Linked DNA regions of Homo sapiens: region 2 is linked to region 1. Evidence: chromatin contacts called from ENCODE Hi-C or POLR2A ChIA-PET data. All regions are on one chromosome and are shown on one strand. Each heading gives the region's core, a stretch centred on a gene start or an enhancer-like site at or near the end of the contact. The rest is flanking DNA. Distances are from core to core; before and after follow the strand shown.

Region 1 (6,616 bases), core at 1,853-4,352:
GCAGCAGGTCTCTGGCCAGAGTATGTGTCAGGCTTGGTTTTACTGTTAAAGCTGTGACTTTGGCCTGACAGTCAGAAAGCTATACATAAAACTAAAGCTTATCATGCAAATGAGCTTCCAGAGGTCATAAACTGCAGAAGATGGAAGAGAACAGTTTAAGTTTGGAATGCCTGCTGATGCCAAATACCACTTCCTTTTTCACTAGTATGAATTCAGCGTGATCTTTGATACAAGCCACCTGTCTGGGGAAGAGGAAGTTCTCAGCTTCATTGTTACTGCTCAGAGGTAAGGGGGGGGTTTAAACACTTTTTTCAAAGATGAGAGATTTATGGGACCAGGAAAGGATGTGTCCTGGTTAAGCTTTGATGAATCCCAGGATGCTGAGGAGGAAGAAATGGTTACTCAGTGATAAAGCCTTGAGCCGCAAAGTGGAATTGGATTTCTTGGGGATGGTGGTTGCCTAGTGCTGCTTGCATAGCCGCCACTGCAGATTGAACTGAGAGGAACTGGGCATCAGCCACTCAGAGGTGATGATTCTACAGCTGAGGAGAGACAGGCCCAGGGGGGTGAGGCTCTAGTCCAAGGTCAGTTCCCACTTGGCTGTGTATTTCCCAGATCAGACAGATGTCCTCTGCAAATTGTCTGGCTGGGCCCACTGCTGCTTTTGGACATGGTGCTGTATCCCTTGATGGAGTGGGCAGGTCACCTGCAGCCTGAGGGCCTGGCTGAGCCTGTTGGCAGAGGCCCCAAGAGATGCTACTCAAGAGAGGGCTTAATTTGGAAGCCAAGTGGATGGATAGGAAAGGGGATCGTGGGGTGGCAGCTTCTCCCCTCAGTAGCATGTGCCCGCCCCTCTCCAGGATAGCCATGAGTGCCTGTGGGGGCTTCTGGGGAGTTACAAGATGCCTTCTCCAGGGCAGATCCAGCATGCCTTGAAGCAGCATCTAGGTAGCACTTGGCTGGCAGCTCCAGTGGAGGGAGGGGCGTTCAGGTGGGTGAACAGGGAGACACAAGCTTTGATTGGGGTGGTGGTTGGACACCCAAGGCAACCTTTTCATTTTCACTTGGAAATGATCTTAAACTTAACAGAAGTCTTACAAGAATAGTGCAAGGAACTCCTATATACCCTTTACCCAGATTCACCCAGTGTTAACATTTTGCCTCATCTATTTTATCATCCTCTTTCTATATAATTTTTTTTGTTAACCATGTGAAAGTTGCAGAAATCATGCCTCTTGATTCATAAATACTTCAGTGTGCATTCCCAAGAATGAGGCTGTTCTCTTAATAAACTGTAGTATAGTTATCACATTCAGGAAATTGAACATTGACACTATGCTATTAGCTAATCCGCAGTTTATGTTCTGATTATGCCAGTTATCCCAATAATGTCTTTTTAGCCGCTTCTTTTTACTGGTCCACAAGACTTGGTTATTTTCTATTGACACTATTTTCAAGATCACATAATTTACATCACATAAAACATGACTGTGATCTAATAGAAGCCTATGCAAAGCATAGATAGGGTAGACTTCATTCCCATTGCACAAAATCCAGAAGGGCTTCAGTGGGGAGGTAGCATTTAAACAGAGGAGTCTGTTTTCAGGCTGAAGCAACATGGGCACGGCAGTGAGGCTGTCCATGGGGCAAGAAGCCCTGTTACACCTGTGTAGGTGGTGGGCACGAGAGTGTACTGGGGATTCGTGCACCTTCTCAGAAGAAGGATGGGGAGCACACAAGCACAGTGGGAATGGGGCTGAAAGAGGAGCCTGGGCGCTAAACCATGGGGGACAAAGGTCACCTAGAAAATCTGAACTATATCCTGATGGCACTGAGGAGCCACTGAAAGTTTTTGAAAAGGGGAGTGGCACAGTGCAACAGCTTGGCCCCAGAGCATGAGGTTGATGAATTTGATAAGGGGCGGCAGATGCCCATTCAAACCTGAAAATTCTCATTCTCTTGCCATTTCTTGGATCCACAGAACACTCGCCATTGTTGGGCAGACCCATCAATGTGCTCTCTTGGTCCTTCCACACCTGAGGCAGCCTGTATGCCTGGGAAGGAATGTGACATGGAAGAGATTTCCCTTGTCAAAATAGAAGACACTTCCTGCCTCCACCTAATTCAGGGCTAATCATAACAGTCAGAGAGGGCAGGGAACCAGTATTGCAATTGTGAAAGGTTCATTTGTTAGAATAACATGTCCACACAGCAGCAGTGCTCTGGTTTTGGATGCATATTAGAATCGCCTGGGGAGCTTTCAAAAATATCGATGCCTGATCTATCCCCAGAGACCCTGACCCTGCCTCTGCCTGGGGTGAGACCTGGGCAATGGAGTTTTCAGAAGGGCTCACCAAATGATTCTAATGAGCAGCCAAGGCTAAGAACCACTATTTATAATCCCTTACTCTGTGCTGGGCACATTTTCACTCAGTAAATATTTATTGTGCACCTTATATTTACCAGTTGCAGTGCTAAATGCTGGGCACATGAGAAAATGACAGTAACCTACTAAATTCAAGAACACCCCCTATGTACATTAACAGTGCTGCATAGCTTCAGGAAGCCCTAGGATCTGTAGCTTCAATAATATAAAAATTTCTAGTTTCTTAAATCACAAATGTTAAGATGACCATATTATCTTCTAAGCACACACCAGAATATTTCAGATGCTCATTTCTTTTCAGGCATTGGTGAAGATATGGTCTGACTGCCCCGGAGGGCACCCACACACAGCGCTTGACTCCCTGCTATGACGGAAAGATCCTTAAAGCTCCTTATCTTGAAAACTACAGTTAAAATCTCAATTGTTCCTTTCTTCCATCACCACCCTTTGAAGGTCTCTTTGCCTACTTGTAGATTTAGGGGGACATAACATTGAGACTGAGCAGTTTCTTGAACCTCTCCTCTCAGCAGCCACCAGCCTGGCTTTTGCAGACCACTGGAAAGTATCCCAGCTCATTAGCTTTTGGAATGACGGGAAGCCTTTTGATGTTTGACGTCTTTATCTCAACTCTTCAACTTAGCTCATTCTGGAGCAGTCACACGATGACAGATGAGACGGTTGGGCCTGAGCCGGCCAAACAAACGGCAGGGCAAGACCTGGCAGGATGCTGGGGTGGGGGCGGGAGTGGGCCAGGATGGTGTTAACCCATCCACAGGGGAGTCGCCTTTGGCCTGCCCACAGCAGTGATCCCAAGGCTTTTGTCACCCCTTGGGAAAGGAAGGACAAGGAAGTCAGGCTGTGTGGGCACCTGATCCTGCTGCTTTTGCAAACTGTGGATGCCCCTGAGGGACTGATGTCACCCCATGTAGGAAGACAGATGAGGAGCCAGGGCAGAGACTGTGGCCCTATGGGGTCAGCGTCACACAGCACCATTGTTTCAGAACAATAGGAGGGAGAAGGAGAGGGGATGTGAGAGCTATTTAAGTGCTGTTGCCATTCAGCACTTGCTGGTTGAGAGAGGAAGGCAGTGGGGCAGGGCTTGGAGGGGGCAGAGAGAGGGCACAGAGCAGACAGGGACTCAGCAGATGTTCAGGGAACGGCGTGGTGGGGAACAGTCAGGATGAGCTGAGCCAGCCTCAGCAGGTCTAGGGGACTCTTTTCTTCCGCCCATGCAGGGTGAACTTGGGAACCAACTGTGAATGTAGGTTCAAGAACATGTACCCAAGAGCCACGCATTTTCCCAAGGAATAATGATCACAATTCCTATTAGAAATTTAATAAAGTAATAAAGGGAAACTAGGTCTTCTCTCTCTTCCTCCTGTTCCTTCTCCTCCCTTCTTCTTTTGCTCCTCTTCCTTCTCGCTCCCAAATCTGGCATCAGGAGCAGGAGTCACAGCTGAGAGAGCCCTAGTTTGAAGTCTGACTGAGCTGGTTGGAATCTCAGCTCTGGTTTGCAGGGGGGCCTTGGGCAGTTACCTGATTTATCTGACTTGCTCCTTACCTGTCAAAGGTGGGTGCTCCATCTCCCTCTGGGGTTGCTCTGAGGTCTCAGTGAGGCCATGCTGAGAAATGCCCGGCATAGTGCCTGGCACATAGTAGCCACTTAACAGCATCAATTCCCTCATGTTCACCTTTCCAGAATGATCTCACAAGAATCCCCGTTCTGTGCTTTCTCACCCGGAGGCCTTATGTGGATGTATTTTAGAATCACCTGGGGAGCTTTCAAAAATATCGATGCCTGATCTACCCCCATAGACTTGCTATAGCCAGGGTCTATAGCGAGAGCTTCCATGATGTTTATAGTGGTAGGTTTGGTCAGGGCCTCTTTCCTGGGCTTGGCTGTCCATGGATGATGGGTGGTCCTTTCAGGTGAGACATAGCTGCTGAAGTCTAGCAACTCCTTCCTGGCTGCAATACCCTAACTTCATTGGTCCATTGTTCGTGGAACAGGCACTTACACAAGTAGCACACACAGTAGGTGCCCTGCCCATAACCCCTCAGCCCTCACCCTTCCCAATCTATCCGCAAACTGGGCAGATTCCGGCTCCCAGCACCAGCCACCCTGCTGAGGCTTTCTCTGGCCAGAGCCCACTCACTTGCCTGACAGGCAGGTGCCAGGGGGTTCATTCCACCCCACCCCCACCCCCAGCAGCAGCAACAGCAGCTCTCAGGAGTCAGTGGATAAAGGCCTGGCTCCCATGCCCTCAGCTAGGAAGACTGACTCTGCCTCACAGAGTCCCCGCGAGACTGGGCCCTGGCTGCCGACAGCACGACCCTCCTGTATGGCATGCCTTTATTGTCTCCTTTCCTTTGCTCTCTCCCTTCTCCACTCTCCAGTCCTACTGGCATTTCCTGGGGCCACCTCTCGAATAAACTACTTACACTCAAATCTTTGTGTGGAACACAACCAAGACAATAGAGTGCCCTTGATAGATATGTACAGGGACCAAAAACAGACTGAAGGCAATGAGGTGCCATCTGCCCTTGGAGAATGTAGAGATTCAACTCTAAAGTGGAACAGAGAAAGCCCACTGCTGGACAGCTAGTGTTGGCCAGCGTTCATTCATTCTCCTCTCTCTGCACAGTGGCAACACGGAGCGCTCTGAATCCCTGCATGACAACACCCTCGTGCTGATGGTGCCACTGATGCACGAGGTGGACACGTCCATCACCGGGTGAGTAGCCTGGTCCTGGGTTGCCACAACACAGGAGTGCCCTCCAGTGGAACACTGTGCTTCTCATATTTGCATGTGTAGCCAGCCAGGAGCCAAGGGCTGTGCCACCTCCACTTCCTCCCAGCCTTGAAAAGCAGGATGAAGCTTTAGCTGCAGTAACTCATACACTCCTCCCTCCTTGTTTTCTCCTCTGTCCCACCTACCCACCCACCTGGTAGATAATCTGAGAAGTTTGATGACAAGTTTAAGCCCCATAATTTCTTTGAACATTCCATATACCTTTATGTGCATATATTCTCATCCGCCCCTAGTCCCTCCAGAATGCTGTATGGTAACAAGCAGCATGGCTCCTGGGATTAAAATCTCAGCTGGAAGTTGCTGGGCCAGAGATTATCACCAGATGTGTCTCCAGTCCTGGCTCACAGGAGGACCACTTTCTGATTAGCTCCACAGGCAGTGCTGGCTTTGCTTGTTTCTGTTAACTCCCTCTGCAGAGCCAGAGGTGGCTTTTCCTGATGTCTATAATGGTCTGGAATGGGCAGGGAACCATCCCATCGGCCACACTGTCTGTCTGGGTCAAGTCCACGGTCATTCAGTGCCGCTGGCATTGTTGGAAAGCAGGACCCTGGGCTGCAGTCTGTGGAGACCTGAAACAACCTGTGTCAGTTTTCAACCAAAGCCCCAGCTTGGAAAAATGAGAACTCCATTTCTTTCCAGCTTCAGAAAACAGAGTGCATACCTCTTTGATAGTGGAAAAAAGATTTACACAATTAGTTTAGATCAGGTGAGGACCCACTGAACCCTTGACCCAAATGCAAGCTGAACTTTCTGGAGGTTCACAGTTTCTAATTTTTCGGTTTTCAAGTGCTTCTGGGTCTCAGCCTTGATTAGCAGTAGAAATGTTGATCCCTTGCAGGGAGAGCCATCCCTGCACTAGCCCGCACTGCTGGGAGCCAGTGGAATGAGTCTCCAAGCATTCCTGCTCCTGAGCTTTTGGCATTTTTGGTCATGTTTTTTAAACATGAGGTACTGATGGAATATATTTGCAAATTAGCATATTTTTGCCTCTGTTCACAGCTCTATTTTTAACTGTATCATTTATTTACTTGTCTCATCAAAGGCACAGCAAGAATATACCCAGAACCAAGCCCTATCCTTGGGGACAAAGAGAAAACATTCTCCCCACCACCCCCAGACACTTGATCATGTAATCAGTCCTTAGAGGACCTTGTTGGGAGGTGTTAACAGCCCCTGATGAAGCCATCAGTTAAACAAATGAGTCAACCTCTGATCTCTCCAGGAACCTAAAACAGCTCTTGCCATTTGGTAATGCTGGGAACTCACTACCTTACTAAAATAATGCACTAAACATTGAAAATGGATGAGTTGTTGTCTATTCGGACTTAGTCTCAAAAATCTGCCATTGTTGTGTTTAGGTGAGTGAGTGGCCTCCAGCATCTAGAAGTCGATATTTGTCTGGGAGTGTCAGTCAGAG
Region 2 (6,616 bases), core at 2,354-4,853, 160 kb before region 1:
AGAGTGAAACAGAAATGGTAGAATCAAGTCACCTTGCTCATTCACAGTCATGTGTGGCTAGGACACCATGTGGTCCAGTCTGACACAGGCTGATCCTTTCCCCTCAGGACCCATCCTTGGGGTCGTCCAGTCCTTGGGCTCTGTTCCTCTGATGTGGCACAGGTGGTCAGTGGGGCAGGGAAGACAGAAAGATGAGGGCCACATCCACAGAAGTCATTTCCTTCCTGTGGTACAGACATGACACCACCCTGTGGGATGAATGGGGATTCCCATGTTTGCTAGTTACATATGGCCAAGCCCTTCAGCCTTTCTGCCCCACTTCCAGTTTCTTTCTTGGGTGGGAATGCCTTGAGCCTCAGTTAATTGTTTGAGTTTTCTTGAGTATAAAAGGAATCCTGGCTGGGCATTGAGTGAATACAATCATAAAACCCAAATGATGCTGTTGGCCTCATCTGAGCTGAGAGTGGTGTTGGCACCTTCATAGCTGACATCAAATGGATCTCCAAGCCCAAACACTAACAGTGGAACCAGCTATTGCTGCTTCTGGTGTATCATCCAAATGGGTTTTCCCAGCCATCTTCTGGTGCATTTCTAACATACCCTTAAAAGGCATAAAAAAGTGGCATAGATGATGGCTGGAAAGATTAAGTTCTTTCTGGTGGCTTCTTTAATTTTGGAATAACCAGCCTTCCTTCAACCCCCTTACATGCATTAGAAACTTCTGAACTGTTTTTGTTCTGTTTTTAATTAGGTTGTGGTACAAGAGGAGCAATTAATAAAACCTTCCATTTCCACATCTACTGTGAAACTCTGTGACTTCTTCCCGTGTGATGATGGCTAAGTGCGCAGAACATGTGAAATTTAAGTAGATTTGTGGAAACAGAAACACATTTTTATTTAGTCATGAGCGTCACTTGGAGTAGAAATAGAGCCCTTTATGATTCGTGTGCTGGTCTTTCTTCCTGGAGGGCTTCAGTATTATCTCATGCTGTCATCTTTATGTTGTATTGGAAAAATCTGGGATTCTTTTTCCCTTGGTCATTATTTGCTTTTTAAAAAATAATGTAGTTTTAAAGAATTCTTGCTATTTAATCTCAAGCCCAAACATGGTTTTTAGTGAGGAACTGATACTTAATAAAGTTTGATATTTTTAGTTCTAGAAAGAATTGTTTTGGGGGGTGGGAGGCTGCAGTTGAGAGGTACAAGAAATGTTCAATGAGGGGAAGACACTCTACTGTGGTTCCATTTGCTCTTTGAAAACTTGTGTTTCTGTTGGAAAGAAAGGTTTGATTTTGGAAGTTTTAAATGTACTGCATGATGTTGCTAAATTTTAGTTCGTTGCTGGGAAGTTTTGGATGAGCTCATTTCATAAGGATTTATGTGCCTTATAGGCCAGTGTGGGGTAAGGGGTGGAGAAGCTTGCCTCCTTCAGAAGGGTCTTCATTCCTAGAGGGATATGGAATGACCCACTGCTTTTTGGTGGGAAACGTAAAGGCCAGTCAGCTTTTGGATGAATTTTCAAGGAAGACAGCAGCTGTCCATCTTCAGTCTTGACTTGCCATTCCCTTAGGGAGTTCCTTCCTTTCACCCATCTTTTTCTCCCCATGGCTTGGCCATGCCACAGTGGTCCCTCGGCTTCAACAGTCTTGCTTGCTTACATCTACTAACTGGGCAAGAGAGACCATTCTCCCATTGGCCCTGGACCACCACTCTGATTTGGATTTAGATGGGCTCAGGAATTTTGTTTGGAATCCTTTTGGCCTTAAACAAAATAATGATGAGAGAAATCTGCCTCCCATAAGTCATAATCTCAGCAGGCTCCTGTGTCTGAGCTATTTCTGTATCCAGGTCCCCAAGAGGGCTACAGGGAAAACTTCATCATGATGGGAGGGAAGAAAGAAGGTAAGTCCTAAGATGTTTGCTTCCTATTCCTTGTAAGGTTTAGCCATGTATAGTCATGTGCCAGTCACCTAGGGCTGAGAAAGGGGAGCAAGCAGAGAGGGAGAAGAGGAAGAAGCCAAATGAGATGGTTCGTAATTGATTAGTGGAAGTTAAATAATGTTAAGGATAGGAGGCTTGTCCCCTCCATCATGATTTAGTATATCATCCTTCCCAAGAGAAGTTTTGAGAACTTGTCCTCTGGTATCCAGGAAATGGCCTCCCCAGCAGTGTGCATAGTCCCAGGGAAGCCGTCTCATGAGCCCCTCCTTCTCTTGACTCCTCTCCTAATGGTCACATGGTGCCACCACTCTTTCAAGCCAAGTCAAATTGCATGCAGCAGAAAACCCAAATAAGTTTATGCAGTAGAGGTTTATTCTCACACCGAAGTAATTCAGCATTGGTATGGTGGCTCCATGGACTTCAAGGATCAAGGATCCTTTCCTCTTTCTGTTCCACCATCCTCAGAACATGGCTTCCAGTTTCAAAGTTACCTTATGGCCCAATGTGGCTGTTGGAGCTCCAGCCATCACATCCAAATTCCAGATAGGAAAAAGAAGGAAGAGAGAAGATTACAAAAGAAAATTATCTCCCAGCTAATTTGTCTTTATTTATGGAGTTTTCCTGGAAGCCTCACATTATGGTTTCTGCTTGTATCTTCTTGACCACCTCTTCTCCAGGGGAGACTAGAAAATGTCTTTTAGGTAGGCATATTGTAGATTGGAATAAAGTTGAGTTTGGTTAAAAGGGAAAAGTAGAGAATGGATATTGGTTAGGCATATAGTCTCTGCCATGGTCTAGAATATATGAAGAACCTCATGTGTGAACCTTAATATATTCTGCCAAATATTCTGTTTATAATATCTAACCCTCCTATCAGATCCTAGGCCATTTGGAAGCCAGGAGCTTATCCTCTCCTCTTTGTATCAAGCCAGGGGCCCACATGTTGGAGTTATAGCCCATCTTTGTTCAATTGATTCAGATTCAGCCCTTGCCTCCCATATCCCTCACCATGGATATGCAGTTATAAATGATTTCTTGTTAAGCATTTTTAAAAGGTTAACTTCTTCCCAGAGAGCTTTTACATAATTATCCATTTAATGTGTTTTTAATGATAAAGAATCTAATAGTTATCAATAATGTTGGAAAAGTAATTCTAGGCATGAAAATTAGCAGTATGGTACATATGAAGTACATACCAAGTACTACCTGATTCCAGATATTAGGAAAACAAGACAGAAGGGTTTCACCACTAGTCAGTATCAGTAGATTGTTGGGGAGAAATCTTTATGAAAAATGCCACTTTTCACTCTTTTTTTCAAGTTTGAACTGACTGTGGAAAGATGGGAGATGTCTGAGAAAACTTGTGTCAGTACTTCATGTTTGTAAAAGGACAGGGAATCCTTCTGAAAATCTAGTTACATAAATTTATGTTCCACCACAAGAAAAATCAGTGGATGGCTGGAAGGCGGGGCTTTCCCTTTTGCTCTGGAAGGGAAGGAAACTCTGACAGCCAGACTTCTCAGTCGGAAAGTGTCTTTGGTGAGCCTTACTATGTGACTGGCTGATTCACTTTGTCCGCTAAGTCTTGGGAGAGGTGATGTAACCAGGGACTGCAACTTCTAGGGAAAGGGGAAAAATCACTGTTGGCCCCACCCTCTAGCATTGGAAGCTTAACAGGGCTTTGGCCCACAGCAGATGGAAGTTTGAGCTGTGTTTTGTAATTCTTTTTTAAATGTTCGCCAGAGCATCCATTATTCTTCCTCATTTTCTCTTCTCCTCTTCCCTCCTTTTCTTCTTTCTTACCTTTTCTCTTTTTTATCCTGGATGTGCTCCTGTATGGCCATTCTAAATCAACTCAGGTCTGACCTTTGGAAATACGTACAGTAATAAGGAATCCTAGGGGCTTCCTGCTGTATTTCTGTTTTTGAATTTGATTAACATGAGCTAAGAGGTTGAGTAGAAAGAACTTGGACTTTGGTGTCCAAAAGACACGGGTATGAATTCTGACTCTACCATTACTGGCTCTGTGACTCTGGACGAGTTGCTTTACTTCTCTGACTCTCTAGAATCTCACCTGGAACTTGAGGTTAATTCCTGCTTCAAAGCGTTGTTAGGAAGATTGAACAAAATAATGTGTGAAGGAAAACCCAGCGAGAGGGATGAAGAGCAGAGTGTGCTGGGCTACATAGGCTAAACTAAGAAGTTTGGATTTTATTTACAGTGCTCTGGGAAGCAGGGAAGTGACCTGATATTGTAGATATTTTCAAAAAATCACTGTGGGCCTGTGGAGTGAATGGAGGACAGGAGCTGGAGTGGAAGCAGATAGCCCAGCTAGGAGGCAAGAACAGTGGACAAGACGGCTGGACTAGTGTGGTCACAGAGGGAACAGACGGAAGCAGTGATTCTTGAGAACTTTTGGAGGTAAAGACACTAGGAGTAGCTGAAGTCTTAGATGTGAAAAAGGGAGGGAAAGAGAACACTCAAACATGGATCTTAGGTTGGGTCTTGAGCGCGTGATTGGTGAGGACTGTTTGACAGTGTAGCCCAGGACTGTGCATGGGGATGACACCCACAAGATGTTGGCTGGCTGGCTGGATTCATGACTATCTGGAGGAAAGAGAGAATGCGTGTTCTTAGGCCATGTTGGATGCTGAATGCAGTGGGACAGACCCGGTTCTATTTCTTGCTTTGAAGAGATTGTGTTCCAATTATCTGCCCTGTTTAGATGGCAGCTTCCAGAATCAAGTTGGTCAGTTTTGAGCAAGATCTGGAAAGCAAGACAATGTCTCAAAAGCATCAGGACCCCTGATATCCACCTTGTTAACACCGTAGATGACTTCGGTGCCCTCCCTGCAGCCGTCTGCTTTAATTGTCAGAACAAAGTGAAAGCGAACTCAGAGTGGGACTTGGGATGGGCTTTGGAACTGAGCAGCATTCTCAAAGCTGGGTGCTGTAGTGGCATGACTATTACAGGTGGGGCCAGGACCCCACTTCCACAAAATTCAATTGGATACATCTGGTAGGAGGTGTTCACCTGGAAATCTGGGTCTTAAACCACTTTGAGAAACACTGTCCTGGAGGTAAGCAGCCCCTGTTCTGGTTCTTTTTCTTCCACTTTTTAAAAAGGAAATCAGTTTGGTGGCAAAATCTCCCCTTCCTGTCCATAATTCAGACTACGACAGCAATTAGAGGCAGGCAGCCTCCCCTCCAAGGAGAAAGAAACCCTCCACGTGTTTTATGAGTATATTCCTAATAATGACAATAGCAGCAAACAAACACCATAGTGGTGATTTCATACTCATGAAATTATTGTCATGGAGTTAGAGCCTAGATAAAAGTGTTTGGCAAGTCTCTAAAGCATATTTCAAGAGAAAAAGGAGGCCAGAATTTATAGAATCTAAAAATAGCAGTTGAAGTGCAGCTGTGTTTAGCTTGTCAGAGAACCTGTTGAGTCAAGATGGGCAGGGGATTTTATTTCTCTGGCCCTGAGGTCATTTGTCTTGTTTAAGAAGGGGCAGCAAACATTTCCAAATAGGGATTGACTTTTAAGGGGAGGAAGATGGCTAAATGTATATGGTATTTCTTGTTTTCTGCTCTTACTCTTCCTACCTCCAACCCCATTCCAAATTTCCTCTTAAGAAAAGGAAGGAGAGTTTGTTTTTCTCAGTAGAGTAAGTAGTGACTGCCTAGGTGGCAGGATTTTGGATGGTAGTGGTGATGTTACTTATTGATGGCACATTTGATGACTGTTAGTCCATGGAGTGGTGGGGGTAGACTAACTATCTGGTCTTAGTGGGTTCTGTACAATCCCATTAAGTTGAAGGAATAAACCTGTAGTTGGAGAAATAACAGTGTGACTTCTCCAAGACTGATTGGCTGATTTTTGGACCCTCTTTGTCCCATTTCTAGTCAGGAATTATGTCTTCTACTGTTCCACAACCCACAAAAGAAGATGTCTGTTCCACTTCTGGCCTAAGCAATCCTCAAGCCTCTATACTTAACAACATTGGAATGTCACCATCTTAAAACTTGTCAACCAGTAGGCCTTCAAACCTCCTGCCCTTTAATATTTATTGAAACCTTGGTGGAAATGAATTCTGTTTTTGGTGGAGTGCGTGAAGTTATTTCCCTCCATTAGTTTGTAGGCCAGAGGTTGAAAACTAGTGGCCCGCAGGCTGAGTCTTCCTCACCGTCCCACTTTGCTTGCCTGGCAAAGTGTTAACCTATACAATTGCCAATATTGGAAAACTGGGATACTTTGTTTACAAATCTTTATTTCTGGATTCTCCTGGGTTGCTCTAATATATATTCTTGGTTTAGATTTCTTTTCTGGAGAGGTGTCCCCAGACTGCTGTGCATAGGTCCTTGTCCTCCCAGAGTAGCTCACCTGTGGGTCATGATGAGAAATAGCCACTGTATTTTATTTGAGGATAATAAGAAAGGGGTTAAATAAATTGTATGTTGAGCACCTAGAAAACATATGCATGTGCATGATGAGCACCCTGTAAGCATTAGCTATTATTGCTATCATCATCAGCATCATCATCATCAGCATGTTTAATGTATTTTCTGTTGAGGGTTCCATTGAGGACATTGTTCATGACATAACCCAATGTCTTATGAGGCCTCATGAAAGACATGTCTGTCAGATCTCAGTTCCAGAAAATAGCTGTCC

The links. Hi-C counts contacts between places; a loop is a spot of excess contacts on that map. ChIA-PET counts read pairs that join two places held with the same protein, here RNA polymerase II (POLR2A).
Region 2: a loop to region 1 is called in a map of cardiac septum, with 1.8 times the contacts of the local background. The contact joins two enhancer-like sites. A Hi-C loop is called at or near these places in 1 of 168 maps with a recorded cell type or tissue (cardiac septum). POLR2A ChIA-PET finds 5 or more read pairs at or near these places in 2 of 52 experiments (A673 and WTC11).

What each region holds. Positions count from the first base shown.
Region 1 is chr3:37,736,699-37,743,314 of GRCh38, forward strand. ITGA9 (integrin subunit alpha 9) reads left to right here. Exons shown (of 28, transcript NM_002207.3): 20 at 206-285; 21 at 5,032-5,121. Among named protein-coding and RNA genes, the nearest start is that of ITGA9-AS1, 120 kb to the right of the region's middle. RefSeq lists enhancers at 4,868-5,676, 6,079-6,616. Within about 2 kb of position 3,103, at least 4 of the 41 ENCODE cell types and tissues checked have a DNase peak (open chromatin) inside an H3K27ac peak, as active enhancers do.
Region 2 is chr3:37,576,933-37,583,548 of GRCh38, forward strand. The region is part of intron 15 of ITGA9 (integrin subunit alpha 9); the gene reads left to right. Among named protein-coding and RNA genes, the nearest start is that of ITGA9, 130 kb to the left of the region's middle. Within about 2 kb of position 3,604, at least 4 of the 41 ENCODE cell types and tissues checked have a DNase peak (open chromatin) inside an H3K27ac peak, as active enhancers do.